2 separate regions of the Homo sapiens genome follow, and region 2 is linked to region 1. Evidence: chromatin loops called from intact Hi-C (ENCODE). Cell type or tissue: heart left ventricle. All regions are shown on one strand. Links, peaks and the distances in the headings refer to the core of each region. The heading gives the core; the rest is flanking DNA. Region 1 overlaps LPAR1 (lysophosphatidic acid receptor 1). Region 2 has its middle 17 kb from the start of LPAR1.

Region 1 (2,923 bases), core at 220-2,719:
TATGTTGGCCAGGCTGGTCTCGAACCCCTGGTCTCAAGTGATTGTCCTGCCTTGGCCTCGGAGAGTGTTGGAGTTACAGGCTTGAGCCACCACACCCAGCCCAGAATTCCCTTTCTAATGTCATAATGCCTTATCTCTTTTTTGGAGTGGTCATCAAATCCCTTTTCACACTAGTTAGAAGTTTTCTGTGTGATATTCTCCATTCTCTACATATTTGGACTATCCCACTGTGTTTTTCTGGACATGTAGGACAGCATCTTTCAGGCCCATTAGCAGATAGAAGTCTTTCAAGTGGGGCCTCACAGCTGTTTTTAGGTCTCCGGTTGGTTTTTAGGTCATGTCTCAGACATAGGGGCTTTGTGGCTACTTTGTGGTTTTACTATCTCCTCATAGTTTATTAAAAAAGAGGCTCCTTTTCCCTTCCATTTTCTACTGCTTTCCTGATAAAAGACTTCAGCCATTATTTTTAAAAGTGTCCGCTATTATATTTTAAACCCTTTCATAACAGGAAAACAGGAGTTAACCACTCACATAAGTTAGAGAGGGGACCCCCCTTTTTTGGTGATTTTCATAGTTACTAAATCATTGTGAACAGAGAAAAGTCACTTAATTCCCTTTGCTTCACTTCCTGATTTCTTCAACAGAGTGGTAACATTTGAGATGCTATTCATAGAATTGTATATCAAAGAATGAGGCCAGCTCTTTCTTGGTGCTCCCTCAAGTTGGTAAAATCACGTATGTGACTTCTCAGGAAGCCAGAGTATTTACATATCCTCGACCCAGCTGGGAATAATTCATCCTCTAGTACAATACTAGTTTTCTTTAGATTCCCCTCTATATTTACTGTTTTAGAGAGGTATTGCCAAGAGGGTTTTCAATGAGGAAGAATGGTAATATGCTGGGAGCAGGAAAGGAAATGAAATTAAGCGTCTCATTATTTTTCCCATGCTGAAGTAGATATTAGGATTGTATTCCACAGGTCTTATTTTCTTCCCCCTCCCCACCTCAAAACTTCAGGCAGGATGTATAAGTCTAGACTTAGGTTATATACTGATTTTTTTTAAGCTTTTATCTCCAGTTTAATTAGAGGCTGGTGAAGGAAACTGGGTTTCTTATTTGGCTCTCAAACTTTGAAAATAAACAAAACTTTCATATATTTGAATAGCACATTGTGGGCCAAACAACATCTGGAAGAGATTAGTCTCACTGGTAGGCAGAAGAAATTTCATAATGTACCATCTTCAAAGAACATGGTACCTCGTCACATTTCTCATGTGACATGTATCCTGGAAACAGAAGTACTTAGGGCCACATTGCTGGAGCATCTGCCTTTGTCTTTGTTTTGTGTTTAACATAAATGTGTCTTTCTAATACTATGATATTTCTTTAGCTTTTTTGAAAACACAGCTAAACTTGGTGGTACGATGCTGCCTGCGCTGTTGACTGTGGTCTAGACTTCTCCTTTTTCAGAAGACCTATTTGACTTTTGGCAACGTGCCTCTTAGAGTTTGTGATTTGTTTGAGACATCTTTTCCTGTCTTCTCTAAAATCAGGCACATATGTGTCTGGGGTAGTCATGTACTTTGTAACAGTCACTTTTAGCCAGATCTTGGGGATGTCTATTCTTATGGTTAGTAGTGACACATGAACCCTCTCTTCCACTTAAAATTATTTTATGTAAGATGACTGCTTCTCCTTCTATCCCTGCTCCTTCCTCTCCTCCTCCTCTACTCTGCCTCCCTCAAACTTATAGAAAAGTTGCAAGTACAGTAAAAAAGTGTGAAGAAGCTTTTATCTCCCTAAGTCAATTAAGAGTGAATTGTTTACACTGATGCGCTAACATCTTCAAATACTCTGTTTTTCTCACAAACAAGCACATTCTTCAACATAGTCACAAAGCAACCACTGAAATCAGTAAATTCACCCTATTATCTTACTATCATCTAATTATCAGATCCCATTGAAATTTTCCCATATTGTCACAACAATATCCTTGATAGTGAAGGATCCAGCTCATCATCTTGCACTGTATTTATAATTAGGTCTTTTCTAAGTCTACTTTATTATGGAATAGTTTCTAACTTTTTTCTTGGCTTTTATACCCTTGATCTCTTGATTATAGGCTGTTCATTGTGTAGAATGTTCCTCAGTGGGTTTGTTACATGTTTCCTGTTGATTAAATTCAGATTTCAAACTTTTGGCAGGAACATGACAGAAGTGATATTCTCATTGCATTTTGTCAGGTGGCACACACTGTTGATTTGCTCCATTATTGGTGATGTTATTTTGATCACTTGATTAAAGTGATGTCTTCCAGACTTATTTACTGTACAGTTATTATTTTGCACTTTATGGTAAGTATTTTCTAGGGAAGTGTTTGAGTCTTTGTAAATATCAATTTTTTGGTCAAACTTTTATTTGTATTAAAATGAACTTACGGATTCCTTTTTCATTTTCAAACTTAGAAATAATTAGACCAGTGAGTACCTTTCAAACTAGTTTCCTTGTCCTTTTTACATGTCTGCATAATTCTTTTAAGTGCTGTCTTAACTGTCTGCTCAAGGTAACCAAGGCATCATGTATTTCCCTAATCTGAGGAACAGGCATATCTCCAAGGAGCCTGGCACCTTTCTGTAGAGAATGGTATTAAGAGACGAAGATGTAAGTGTTAGGTGTGCTCATTGTTATTGGGATATCACTATTCCCAGGCTTCTCACTGTGCAACACACACATTGATAACTGTTTTTATTTCTATTTCTATTGAAAACCTCTCTCCTTCTCTCCTGGATTACCTCTTTCTTTCTCTCCTGGTTGACCCCTCACCTTTCAGGCTTTGACACAAACTCTGGGCTACCTTCCCATGGGGACATCCTCTTCACCTCACTTAGACTCTGACACTCTGCGTTGGGCTGCCCTTGGAGCC
Region 2 (2,923 bases), core at 166-2,665, 60 kb before region 1:
TTTCCCAGCAAAACACAAAAAGAAGAAGCTTCAAATACATTCATAGAGTGCAAGAAAGTGAGCAGAAGGAGGTTTCAATGTTTCAGAAAGAAATTTTTTCTTCAAGGCAATTTTTTTTAAAAGAAGTGCCTTATTACATAGGCTGGATCCAGTATTAATGATAATCAGTTATTTTTATTAAACAGGTTTAAATTTTGGATACTTTTTTTAAACTACACCTTAAAAACGGACTTTGGATAAAACTGGAACACAAAAAGCAAAGACATTTTGTTTTCTTTTGGATGCACTGCCAATTTTGTTAGCATAGTATCTTTTCCATTTACTATGGAACTTGACCTACAGTCTAAGGTTCAATTGTTCATTTAAAATTAATTAATTCCACAAATATTTACTGTATAACTAGAAAGTGCTAGATACTGAGGTAGGTATATTTAATGGAGTGCAAAAAAGTGGTTTTAAAGAAATTGGAACAGGCAGGTTGTGAAAAGGGTAGGTTGGTACAAAATGTTAACAGCATGAGAGATTTTTTTAAAAAAGATAACCAGATAAGATGAAAAAGAAAATGGAAGACAAAAGGGAGACATGCAAGAAAAATTAAAATGCATTCTAAATAAAATCTATATTGGAGTAATTGAAGAGAAAAATGTTCTGGATAATAGCAATGTGGATTTTACAGTTTATAAGCTCTCCTAGGATGCAGTGGGGAAAGGCAAAGAGATAAAAATGACAAGTGACTGACTGAATGGAGAACAGAGATCTCAATATATGGATAAGGCTGTTCTTGAAGGAGACTGAAATGAACAAAAGCCACAATTAAATATATGGTAGAGGAAAACTTTCCTGAACCTATTTTATGAAGGTTTATATACTTATTTATAATCCTATTACACAAAGACCTATTTGTGTAGATTTGAAGGGTTTCTTAGTTCCAACATAGCTTTTTAAGAGAAAAAAACATTTAAAGATGTGCTGAGACTAAAATATAGATCATTGCTGGAGTGCATTTGGGCTGCTATAGTAAAATACACTAAAATGGGTAGCTTTTAAACAAAAGAAATTTATTTAAAACAGTTCTGGAGGTTGGGAAGTTCAAGATGAAGGCACCAGCAGATTTGGTGTCTGATGAGGGCCCATTTCCTGGTTCACAGATGGTACCTTCTTGCTGTGTCTTCACATGTGAAAGGGGTCAGGGCATCTCTTTGAGGCCTCTTTTCCAAAGGCACTAATCCCATTCCTAAGCGCAGAGACCTCATGACTTAATTATCTTTCAAAGGCTATACCTTCTGATATCATCACCCTGGTGATTAGAATTCAACATATAAATTTGTGGGTGACACAAATGTTCAGACCATAGCAACCACCCAGCAGGCCGTGTTGAAAAATGTGAAGATTAGTCCAAGCAACTGAGTTGTGTACTAAGTTGAGAGCATTTAAAAAGTAGTATTAAGGGCTGGGTGCGGCAGCTCATGTCTGTAATTCCAGTGCTTTGTGAGGCCCAGGAGGAAGAATCGCTTCAAGGCTGGAGTTTAAGACCAGCTTCAGCAATGTAGTGAGACCCCATCTCTACAAAAAATTAAAAAGTAAATTTAGCCAGGTGTGGTGACACGTGCCTGTAGTCCTAGCTACTCATGAGGCTGAGATGGAAGGATTGCTTGAGTCTAGTTCGAGGTTACAGTAAGCTATGATTGTGCCACTGCACTCCAGCTTGGGTAACAGGGTAAGACTCTGTCCCAGTAAATAAATAATAAAGATAATTATTAAAAAGGAAGAAAAAAATAAACTGAGCGTTCAGCACCAGAAAGGAAAGAGGATAACAACATAAACCCAAGGAAGTCAGTAGTTAAACCCAAGGATTTGACTGTAAGCAAAATAATTAATGAGATACACAACAGTAAAATGAACAGCATTGATAAATACATCCTGGATCTGATTTTGCAAATTATTTTTTTAAAAAGTATCTACAGTACTAGGGTAAACAAATGGGTAAAATACAGTAAGCAAATACCATTAACAATTTCAGTTCAGGCAATTTGAAATCTCAACAAAAAGATTATTACATAAAAATTATTTAAAGATAAATAGAATAGTAGCTATGGAAAAGACTTGTTGTAGGGTGAGTTCTCAGGAAGTAGATGGGGGAGATTTAGGAGTGCAAACGGTTCACTGGGGAGTAACATCTGTGAAAGGAAAAGGTTGAGAAGCAGGATAGGGCAGGGGATGCCAACAGATCATGATGCAGACCCTACAAAGTCTTTGCTATCCCGACGTGGATCTTGGGAAAAAGGTGGCCCATTAGAGAAGCTACTTATTAGGCCCTTGCTCAGTCATTGGGCATGGTACACCATGAGAAGAGCATAATCTCAGCTATCACCTCTTTGCTCATTCATTGGCTGAAAGGATGCCCCGAGAGGAATATGAACCCACTTCCAAAGCTACACAGGACCCTGAAGGCGCTAAATACCATGGGCTATTAGCTAACTACATTCTTTGCAGCTGGTCAGTGTGTTTTCTTGAAAGGGATCTGAATGGCACATTTCCATGTCTTCAATAGTCCACCCCTTGCTCCGTGTGGAGCTATTTCCCCAAACTTGTTGAGGTAGCAGCACCTCCAAGTGTCTGATGGGCCTCTTTGCCTGCAGGAAAACTTAGAAGAGGAAGACTAGCAGGATGAATGTCAGGCTTCATCACAATAGTTGGTCTCAGGACCAAAAATAGTACTCACCCTCTTATTCCCTTATTATACAGGCTAATTCTCTAAACCCTCAGTGAACACCTCTGCCAGTCTTGCTAATGTACCTCATAGTGTGTCCCAAACCCTCATTCCTCACAGATCTGTGTTTTTGTAACCGTACTCTTCTTTAGTTGTGATGTTTGTCCATTCATAGCCATAGTTGGACAAGGAAGTACCAAGAGGCACCAAGTG

Evidence for each region. A loop is a pair of places that touch in the nucleus more often than their neighbours do. Peaks named below come from ENCODE experiments on the same cell type or tissue, not always from the same donor. Only the 100,000 strongest peaks of a DNase experiment are listed, where the experiment ranks them.
Region 2: a loop joins it to region 1, with 4 times the contacts of the local background. A loop is called at or near these places in 2 of 110 quality-filtered maps.

What each region holds. Positions count from the first base shown.
Region 1 is chr9:110,993,453-110,996,375 of GRCh38, reverse strand. The region is part of intron 2 of LPAR1 (lysophosphatidic acid receptor 1); the gene reads left to right. Among named protein-coding and RNA genes, the nearest start is that of LPAR1, 44 kb to the left of the region's middle. In heart left ventricle, for the core only: no CTCF peak of the experiment used is centred there; no DNase peak of the experiment used is centred there; H3K27ac peaks cover 1,411 bases.
Region 2 is chr9:111,053,644-111,056,566 of GRCh38, reverse strand. No RefSeq gene overlaps it. Among named protein-coding and RNA genes, the nearest start is that of LPAR1, 17 kb to the right of the region's middle. In heart left ventricle, for the core only: no CTCF peak of the experiment used is centred there; no DNase peak of the experiment used is centred there.